2 separate regions of the Homo sapiens genome follow, and region 2 is linked to region 1. A link is an interaction called in ENCODE POLR2A ChIA-PET data of the cell type or tissue named here. Cell type or tissue: A673. All regions are shown on one strand. Links, peaks and the distances in the headings refer to the core of each region. The heading gives the core; the rest is flanking DNA. Region 1 overlaps ERC1 (ELKS/RAB6-interacting/CAST family member 1). Region 2 overlaps ERC1 (ELKS/RAB6-interacting/CAST family member 1).

Region 1 (5,380 bases), core at 283-5,282:
TAACATTGAGAGAAGGGGTAGAGAAAAGAGATAATAGGTGATCAGTTGAGAAGATGATAAATATAATTTGATTACTTTAAATAATCAGTCAACATCAGCAGGTGTAAATGACATACATCAGTACTTTTCTTGTTTTGATTAGGCAGGAAGCAGTAGAGTAATGATTCCCAGACTTGCATTTTGCACACTAGCAAAATAAAATATAAATAACAGAAAAAAAGTGGGGGAGACTGGCATAGGATTGTCAAATAAAAACAATTAAAAAGTGATACATGACTACATAGTATTACTGTTGTTTTATAAGGGGAAGGTCAATCTAACACCAAAGGAATTGTGCATCATTCCACAATAAGAGACAGTTCTTTCAAGAAAATACAGATTTTAACTTTGTAGTGACAGTTTTATTAAGGCAACTTGGTCATGGACTGGCTTTGAGAAACATTAGTTTATAATAGGGAACACCACATTATAGCCAAATCCTTCCTACAGGAGTTGTACATCCTATAAGCAAAGAATGGCTTTTACATTTTTAAATGATTAAAAAATTAATATATTGTGATATGTGAAAATTATATGAAATTCAAAATTCAGTGTGCATAAATAAAGTTTTATTGGGACACAGCTATGTTTATTTTTGTATTATATATGGCTGCTTTCACACCAGTGGTAGATAGAGTAGTTGTGATAGAGTCTATATGACTTACTAGACCTGAAATACAGTGTCTACTCTCTGGCCTTTTACAAAGTTTTTCAATACTTTGTTTGGATAACAGAGTAAATAATAATAGCTAACACTTGTGTAGTGTTTACTAAGAAACAGGCCCTGTTTTATGTGCTCTATGTTATTAACCATCATAACAATTTTATGAGGTAGGTACTGTTTATTGAAGTGGAAACTGAGGCTGAGAGTAAGTTGCCCAAGGTCACATGGCTGTTAGGTGGCAGAGGCAGCCTTCTGCCTAGATGGTGCCACTCCACGGTACATGCTTCATCACTGCACTTGGCTAGCAGAGAAGGAAATCAGAGACTTCAGGATGTGACGCACCCTTCACATTTGCCGTAGTTGTTTTAGGAAAAGAGGAAAGTAGCCTTATTCTATAGTTGCCTGAAGTGTTATCACTGAGTAGTTGAATGAAGAATTCAGCATTAATTACTTCATGATGCATGAACATTTGGTGTATTTTTATGTGACCCAGTGGATTTTCCCCAGAGGTCTGTTGATTGAAATGTCCTACTTATTGATGTCCTACTTATTGAACTTTTGAACAAATAAATCTGTTATTTCTGAACTATTGAGTTCATTTTTGGTATAATTAGAATAATAAATTACACTATTAACTTGGTGGAGGGTAACTGTTTCTCTATCATAAATATTTATCGTGTTGTTCTTAAGGAGCATAAGGCATAAGCCCCCCGTCATTGATTTAATTTAAAAATAAAACATTTATTGACACATACAGAAATATTTTAATTAAAAATTGTTAAATGGCTTTTTTAATGTCTATATATATTCTACCCCCCACCCCCCAAAAAAAGCCATTGTATGCCAAAGCCCGAAAGAAGAATTACATTACCAGTAGTTGGATTTTTGGCTGAATCTATTCAAGGGGAAATCACTATTTTCGTTTTAGAGATGGCTTTGGGTGGAGGAGGTAAGGTTTCAAGAACTGGTTGAATGAAAGAATATTGACAAGTAAGTGAATAAACTAGAATTAGTGTGACCACTTCTGATTTCTCAAATAATGTGTTTACAAACAGTGTTCCTACATTGTAATGGCAGTATAAAATGCTGATTTAAATAAATAGAAGTTTAGTGGCTACACTTTTTCTTAGTTAAACCTCACTATATTCTGGATTTAAAAATGACAGTAACTAATGTTAGTTTTGTGCTCCTCTGAAGGTTAGAAACCTGTTATATGTGTCTAAAACGGGTTTTAATGGGTTTAAGACCACAGAGAAGATAGGACTGACACTTTAGTAAGATTCTTTTTTTCAATCTATTTAATTGTTCTATGATTTTACCTTATTCAAGGTGATGGAGGGTGAATTAGGGTGGGTAAAGGGTAGGGGGAATTGAGACAGTGGTTAAGGTTGATTTTTGACTTGTAGTTCGCTTTCATCTTTAAATTGTGGAAGTCGCCTTCCTTTGTTCATTTTGAAGTTTTGGGCAAAATGTTCTCAGGCTAGATGCAGGTAATGCAGGTAACAGCGGCCAGCACTTCCCATACTAGAGGGCGTTGACTTTCTCAAAGTGTTGACTCGTTTGTGATGTTTTTGCATTTGTTTGGTTTCTGTTTGCTGCTATGTTGTTGCTCTTCCCAGTATGGGATAGGGTTATGGTATTAGTAGAATTACAGTGTTAGTGGTTTTTCTTCCTCTTCCCATTCCATCCATAACCTTGACACTCATAATTTTGAAACCTATCGTTCATTACAAGGGTTAAAATCTAAAATGTGACTGTGCAGGTTGAGATGGCATGTTACAGCTCCTGCCACCTCTTTTTCTTGTGACAGATGGCTTCCCCTCCTGGTTGTAATCCACTGCTGATTTTTTTCAAAGAGCGAATACCATGTGTTCCCCATTTTGGCTCTGGTTGTGTTCTGCCCACTCATTGGCTTCAGAGGATCTTGAAACAGGAGGTACTTGCTGCTGGCATTTATGGCAGGAAGTGGATACAATTGCGATACTTTGTGCCAAGTGTTCATTTATTAGAAAAATTGTGCTTCCTAAAATTAAACATTATTTCTCTGTCACATCAAGAGTAAAGCTAAATTTTATTACTTTTTAGAATATGCTTTTCCCTTAATGTTGTATTATAAAAATTTTTTGGTGGCAAATTTATTACAAAATAGATTTTTAAATCTGAATTTCACATACTCAAAGATTTATAGTCTGTGCAAGACATTGAATGAGTAGCTCTAATTGCACTAGTATAATATAATTACGAAAGGGATCTGTATCACAGAGACTTCTGATCACAGAAACAGTTGGAATTGTTTGTGATGTGTGGTATTGAACTTGTGATTGCATATGCTTTGTGGTACCTATAGACAGTAGTGTTTGTCTATTTTAACTCTCTTGCTTCGGATCTCCCCTTGAGTAGATTCAGCTAAATAAGTTATAAATTTCACCATCTTAGGCCTTCTTGAAAATTATAAGTATCTGAGACAGCTTAATTTCATAAAGCTACTGTGCATATTTGGAAGTATGGTGTTTGGTTTTTTAAAAAAACCTGGCAGGCCAGAGTAAGCAAATTGTTTTTTTATGTTTTTGTCAAGAAACACCCCAAGATAAATGTAAACAAATATTTGCGCATTACCGTCATTGATACTGGAATTTGACATTTCTGTCCTCAGAAGTCACTGTTCTGTCAGAGTCTGCTGTACTTGCCTGAGTGAATAGTGCAGGATTGGCAAAAACGTTGCCTGCTCATGGCAGATCATCTCTAAATCTCTCTTGACAACATCTCTAGCTGAACCCAGATCAGTGATTCTCAACCTTGGCTGCATATTGGTATCACTGAGAAACTTAAAAAACAAACAAACCAAAACCTGATGCCTGAGTCTCACCCAAACCCTCAGATAATTTGATTTGATTGGGCTTGGGGGTGGTCTTGCTGTGGAGATTTAAAAAATCTCCCCAGGTCATTCTAATGTGAAGTCAAGGTTGGTTGAGAACCACTGGCTACTACAAATGGATAAGAGTTGGTAGTGTGAACTGAAATGTATTTGCCATCCTCAGTCTAGTGAGGGGATTTTCTAACCATGCCACAATATATAAACAATTTGCAGTTTGAATGGATAGAGGTTGGTTATCATTGGAATTTGAAAGGACAAATGACAAGTAACATCGGATGATTTACCAGTGTTTTGTGATCTTTTTTTTTTTTTTTTTTTTTTAAGATGGAGTCTCACTCTTGTTGCCCAGGCTGGAGTGCAATGGTACGATCTCAGCTCACTGCAACCTCCACCTCCCGGGTTCAAGCGATTCTCCTGTCTCAGCCTCCTGATTTACAGGCATGTGCCACCATGCCCGGCTAATTTTGTATTTTTAGTAGAGACAGGGTTTTACCATGTTGGCCAGGCTGGTCTCAAACTCCTGACCTCAGGTGATCCGCCCGCCTCGGCCTCCCAAAGTGCTGGGATTACAGGCGTGAGCCACTGCGCCCGGCCAATGACATTTTAAAAGAATTGCCTTCAGAGGGTAGCTGGAAAAGCAAATGGATGTGGGACAAGAGGTTGTTCCACAACCTCCTGGGGTGGGGATACCCGTTCTGTGATGGCATTAAGGAGAACGAGAGGGCTGAGAAGAGAGCAAAATGATCAGCCCTGGATTTTGGGACTTGGCCAAAAAAGAAAGGATGGAACAGGACGTCAGGATAAGATCTAAGACTTGAAGCAGAAACTGTACTTCTTCCTGACCCAGGAGGTGTGAGACAGGGAAGTGGTGGTAGCAAACAGGATAGAATGAGAGGTTCCCTTTTACACCCAAACTTGTTCTTTGCTTAGTGGCAGAAGGCTCAATTTTTCTTTATTAGAGCATTTTCTTTATTACAGCACTATGAGCTTTACTATATGTGAATCACCTGTGAGCACTTGTTAAAATTTCTGGATCCCTCCCAAAGTTTCTGGTTTAGGACTGCTGGGGGAAGGCTCAGGAATCTGTATTTGTGAAGGTTAACTGAACCTTTTTTGTTTGCTTACCATCTATTCAGTGTTTTCCCTATTCTTTGTTCTATTTATTTAGTAATTTAAAAAATTGACTCATTTTAAAAAACTGAATCTTATTTTAAAATGAAACTGTCACTACTACACGTGGAAAACATTTGCCAAAAAATAAAAAATGAAAGTGTAAATACATAACTATTAAGAAAAAGGTCAGGCCGAGCACTTTGGGAGGCCGAGGCGGGTTGATCACGAGGTGAAGGAATCGAGACCATCCTGGCCAACATGGTGAAACCCCATCTCTACAAAAAAATGCAAAAATTAGCTGAGCGTGGTGGCGCGTTCCTGTAGTCCCAGCTACTAGAGAGGCTGAGGCAGGAGAATCGCTTGAACCCGGGAGGCGGAAGTTGCAGTGAGCCGAGATTGTGCCACTGCACTCCAGCCTGGCAACAGAGTGAGACTCAGTCTCAAAAAAAAAAGTCATATATGTACCACTCTGAAGATTATTTTTAATATCATTTTGGGAACTACTAGCGATTCTGATACAGATAGTTTTGTCATCATACTTGGAGAAATATTGAACTAGAGACAAAAAGTTTCACTTAGATTGCATGATTTTCAGCTACTGTTGCACACTTGGAATCTGGGGCATTTTTAAAATACTTTTGGTCAGCCCCCATCCCCCGATTTAATTGGTGTGGGCTACAACCTGGACA
Region 2 (5,380 bases), core at 117-5,116, 420 kb after region 1:
TACCAGTCATACTGGATTTGGAACCACCCTGCCTGCCTCATTTTAACTTAATCGCCTCTTTAAAGGCCCTGTCTCCAAATGCAGTCACATCATTCTGAGGTTCTGGTGATTTAGGCTTCCACCTATGAATTTGGTGGGGACACAGCTCAGCCCACCACAGACATTATGGGTAAAATAGGCTCATGGCAACAACTTCCGAACCTAACTACTGCTTGGGTAATTGTTAAGGGTTTCAAAATAACTGACTGTCAAACAAGCTCTGGAAACTGCATTCCAAATAAACTGTGGGGCTCTGCCTGTTAAAAGGTAGGAGGTCCTGGCGAATCTGTTATGTCCAGTAATTACTGAATACTCCCTTAGGGGCCATTCAGGGTCTGCTGGTTACTTCAATAAAGAATGCTGTAAGAAAAGCACTGAGTCTCTGGCCCTTTCTAAAAGAGTTGTGTAAGAGACATAAAGCCATAAAATATGAAGTAGGTGCTTGTTTAGCGACTGAATGAAATCAGGAATTTTCCGGAGATAAGATTATGGTATTCTTCTACACTGTATAAATGCTATCTTCCTGCTTTGTTTACCTCTTTTTATACAAAAGACCACCTAGGCACAAAAGGAAGTGCCCCTACCTAGCATAGTCTGAACGAGTGAAAGAGAGTCTTTAATTTTAACACTAAAGATAACAGATCTTGCTGTAAAGTGCAATGATGCTTAATAGCCCTAAAGATCAGGTTGTGATTGATGGGATTTCTCATGGTGTTCTTGTTAAAGATAAATAGTAGTTTTTAATGTTATCAGACTGGAAACATCTTACTCTTTTCTAATGTAAGCTCTAAAGCAAACTTCGGACACTAACATCTTATTGCCAACTTAACAGAAAAGTGTGATGGGATATTGGATAAGGCTCCGACCTGCGTGCCTGAAATTTCAGTGGTTCGGTTTGTTCCTTTGAATGAGGCATCTCTCTGAGGCACTGCCTTTCTAAGTGCAAGTTTTCTAGGAAGGGCAGTGTGTTGTCAGTTTCTCCTTAGCGTGCCCAGTGTATCTAGGATGATACAAACAGGAAGAGACTGGGAAAAGGAGGGTTCAAAAAAGGGAGGGACCCAATGGCCAGATTAAAAACCAGCTTAACCTCTTCATTGTATCCCAGGCCTGATGATTGAGCATCTTTATTCTTAGGATTCTCCAACTTTAGGCTACCTGATACATCTAGAGCAGCGGTCCCCAACGTTTTCGGCACCGGGGACTGGTTTCACAGAAGGCAGTTTTTCCACAGACAGGGGAGTGGCAGGGAAGGGATGGTTTCAGGATAATTGAAGCACATTACATTTATTGTGCACTTTATTTCTGTTATTATTCCATTGTAATATATAATGAAATAATTATACAATTCACCATAATGTAGAATCCATGGGAGCCCAGAGCTTGTTTTCCTGCAACTAGACTGTCCCATTTGGGAGTGATGGGAGACAGTGATAGATTATCAGGCATTAGATTCTCATAAGGAGCACGCGGCCTAGATCCCTCGCGTGCGTGGTTCACAATAGGGTTTGCGCTCATATGAGAATCTAATGCCTCAGCTGATCTGACAAGAGACGGAACTCAGGCAGTAATGCACGCAATGGAGAGCGGCTGTAAATATAGATGAAGCTTTGCTTCCTGGCTAGCCCTTCACCTCCTGCTGTGTGGCCCAGTTCCTAACAGGGCCTGGACCAGTACACGGACCCAGTACTGGGAGTTGGAGACTCCCGATCTACAGTATGTGAGAAATCACATCAACCTTTTACAAGGATTGAGCCTAAATTTGAACCAAAAAATACTTACTTCTAAAAGTAAGTAAGCCACAGATAGATGTCAGAATACAACTAGCAAGAAGGTAAAGACTCATGGAAAAGATGGAGTAATGAGTTTTCTTAGCACTGTATGATACGACAGAAAAGCTGCAGGGGGAAGGCTTCACGAAAGCAAAAAACTCCAACTAGAAATAGCCTGCAGGGGCCAGGTGCAGCGACTCACGCCTGTAATCCCAGCACTTTGGGAGGCCAAGGTGGGTGGATCACTTGAGGTCAGGAGTTCAAGGTCAGCCTGGCCAACATGGTGAAACCCATCTCTACTAAAAATACAAAAATTAGCCCAGCATTGTGTTGCACACCTGTAGTCCCAGCTACTTGGAAGGCTGAGGCAGGAGAATCGCTAGAACCCGGGAGGTGGAGGTTGCAGTGAGCTGAGATCATGCCACTGCACTCCAGCCTGGGCAACAGAGCAAGACCCCATCAAAAAAGAAAGACAGAAAAAGAGAGAGAGAGGAAAGGAAAGGAGGAAGAAAGAAAGGAGAAAAGAAAGGAAAGAAAGAGCCTGCAGGCTCTCAGGGATCACTGTTCTACTGTTATTTTATAAGGCAAACCAGGGATGAGCTGTATTTAGCCACAGATTATTAAATCTGGAAAGAATTTAGAAATCATCTAATCTCCCCTTTATACACATAATGAAGCTGAGGACAGAGAGGCTCAAGATGGTAAAGCTAAGTGGCAGAGTTAGAACTAGACATTTCTTCCATTTCAGACCTTTTCCCACTACTTCCCTGTGCAACCTTGGGAAGAAAGTCCTCTTAGCCTGTCAGAGGCATCTCTGTCTGTAACTGTTCTCCTTCACGAATGTTAACTCCTCTGCAGGATGCCACAGGGACATTTGCCTTCTAGTGCAAGCAGAGTGTTTCAGGAATGCATAACAGCAGATAGATACATGTCTGTGCTAGGTGTTGTGCACTAACCAAGCACTATGGATTTCTTGCAGGGAGAAAAAGGAAGAGTAGATAACTAACAATATCTTATTAAGAGTCTCCTGCAGGGCTGTGACTCCACGCAGCTCTCTTCTCCCTGTCCTGCTGGTGGGAGCCTTGAGCCCAGCTCTTGAGCACTGTCTGGTGTGGCACCCTGCAGGCTGCCAGCAGCTGTCATACGGGCATTGGGATCGTTGGAAAGTGCTGCAACATGGGAGTAGCTGGGGCAGCTGTTGATTGGGAGCAGCCTCCACGGGCTGTGTTCAGTGGGTGATTCCATGCCTTTGGTCTGTGTGGAGCTCACTCTCTCCCTTGGCTCCTTCGGAGGGGTGGGCCCACCGCCCTCTCCAGCTGTTTTCTCAGAAAGAGAGGCAAAGAAGAAGGACCTGGCGGTCCTTCCAGAGTGCTTGCTGTGGTGTGGGCTTCGCCTCCCCTCCGTGTGGGAATAAACTGTGTGAAGCCATGTGGGTCCTGGAGCTCCGTGGCTTCACCCACACTTTCTGGGGGAACTGCACTCACAAGTATGGAGAGCCTTAAGCATTCGTTGAGCCAGACTGGACTGGAAACGTCCCGGGAGTCCCTCATTCTCACCCTTCTTCACCTAAGTAAACACACAACAAAATTCTCTGAGCTTTAGGGGGCTGTGGGAATATTTTTCTTTCAACCCCAACCTTCCCCAAGAGCTTTCAAATCACATAAAGTACTGTTTTCCCTTTAGCAATCCAAAACTAGTAACATGCAACTCCAGGCCCCACCCCACCCCACCCCCATCCTCCTCAATGCCAGCCAAGTCAGACACAACTTGCCATGTCCCTGTGGTGTGCCATGAACTGGGCAGGTATGCCCCGGGGTCACTCAGAGCAGCCCACGGGACCCTAGAGCTCTGGCAGTCGTGGAACCCCTTCCATGGCCCTTGTGAGTTACGGGGCCAGGAGTTTGTATCACATCAAAGGGTCATTTCGTCATCTCACAAGGGAGTCAGGAGATACCACCCAGAGAATGTATCAGATTTATACTAAAAAAAAAAAAAATCCAGCAAGATCCATAGCTCTCTGTGGGAGCCATTCCAGTTTCTCCCTGTCACAGTGGCCCTAGAATCAGATACCACGCACTGGAAATAGCAGAGTGCAACCCTGGACGTAGAGGGTGCATTGAGCACGTGCCACTGTGGCTGGGGGGAAACTTCCTTCTCTCTTCCTGCCTGGCCTGAGAGATTGCCTGGACGTGGATCAGGCTTTGTGCTGGTTTAGCACTTAAATCTTAACTGCAACAAAGCCTTGTTCTTACCACCCTGACAGTTTCAGCATTAGGTTTCTTATTAGTTGTTTGGGTTTGGGGTTTTTTTTGTTTTTTTTTTTTCTTCATCTTCTCCCTTTTGACACTTTTCATTTCTGAGAGCCAAACCAAATACGCTAGGCGGACTAGCTAACCTGGCTGTGTCTGCGATTCCCAGAGCCCTGCTGCTGCTCTGATGGGTCCCTTTGGTAAGGAGGGAAATTTTTCTCCATTTTTATAACGACGAGCCCTTAATTTGAACGTCTCTGTTCACTTCAGTTAATAGATTTGTAAGAAATAATGTGAGATATTACCAAATCAGCTTAGACAACCAGATTAAAAATCTGCCTCACTGGGAAATCTGCTTCTTTGTTTAGAATACTCCACACTTTCTCAAGCCTGCATCTGCAAATCTTTGGCCTGATAAAGACTTCCAGAGTCCATCCGTCCATCTCTTGCTTCAGGACTGTACTTCGTCCAAGCATTCCACACAGAAGGGTAACTGGCTTGTTCTTTGAGTGGGATACCACGTCACAGTTCCTTTGGTGTTCCAGGGACATTTCTATACAAGAGATGGTCCCCTGTTTTCTTAGTGTATAGAGGCTCATCAGACCAATGTAAATCTCCTGTTGAGTTTTATTTTTTTAATTCCCATTTTTGTCTTTTATAGTCATGTTTTCTGTTCTCTTGCCAAACTCCCGTGCTATTCAGCTCCCTTCCCAGCTTGTTCAGAAAAGGTATAACACCCACATCAAGATAAAACCTGCTGAGCATGGTGGCACACACCCGTAGTCCCAGCTGCTCAGGAGGCTGAGGCAGGAGGATCGTTTAAGGCCAAGAGTTCAAGACCCACCTGAGCAACACAGCGAGACCCTTTCTCTAAAAAATTAGAGAGGTATAACTTTTCAGGAAAGAGGATAATCTGGAAAGTTGCTGTAGGCACAGACTATCACGTAGAAAAAACTGAAATTATCTCAGCTAGGGAAGAATGCTTTAGGCAGGAAGACAGCCAGAATTTTAGAAGTGTCTAGACATAAGTAAGTTAGAAATTAAGATATGAGTATGTTGGTGACATCTGCGAATACAAAATATAATCATCAGAAAGCAAACATTTGTTCTGGATTTTGTCCAGATAACGGTTTAAAACTGAAGTGTTGTATCTATTGTAGTGCGTGGTTCCAGCTCCTGCTGTACATGAGGAGGTTAATTTGGAGTGACAGGTGTTAGCAACACGTGTTTCTTGGTCCTGTAGATTGCCACTGACCCAATTCATTTGTCCACCTTTGCTGGGGTTACTTGGTCTCTCAGTTGTTGACTTTCACAAAATAATGG

What was found. Peaks named below come from ENCODE experiments on the same cell type or tissue, not always from the same donor. Only the 100,000 strongest peaks of a DNase experiment are listed, where the experiment ranks them.
Region 2: POLR2A ChIA-PET joins it to region 1 with 5 read pairs; 3 of 35 experiments call an interaction of 5 or more read pairs at or near these places.

What each region holds. Positions count from the first base shown.
Region 1 is chr12:1,045,871-1,051,250 of GRCh38, forward strand. All of the region lies in intron 2 of ERC1 (ELKS/RAB6-interacting/CAST family member 1), which reads left to right. Among named protein-coding and RNA genes, the nearest start is that of ERC1, 57 kb to the left of the region's middle. In A673, for the core only: no CTCF peak of the experiment used is centred there; a DNase peak (open chromatin) is centred at 2,601; H3K4me3 peaks cover 996 bases; H3K27ac peaks cover 354 bases.
Region 2 is chr12:1,466,331-1,471,710 of GRCh38, forward strand. The region is part of intron 18 of ERC1 (ELKS/RAB6-interacting/CAST family member 1); the gene reads left to right. It overlaps LOC124902856 (a long non-coding RNA gene), which reads left to right. Exons shown (of 2, transcript XR_007063156.1): 2 at 1-410. Among named protein-coding and RNA genes, the nearest start is that of LINC00942, 31 kb to the right of the region's middle. In A673, for the core only: no CTCF peak of the experiment used is centred there; no DNase peak of the experiment used is centred there.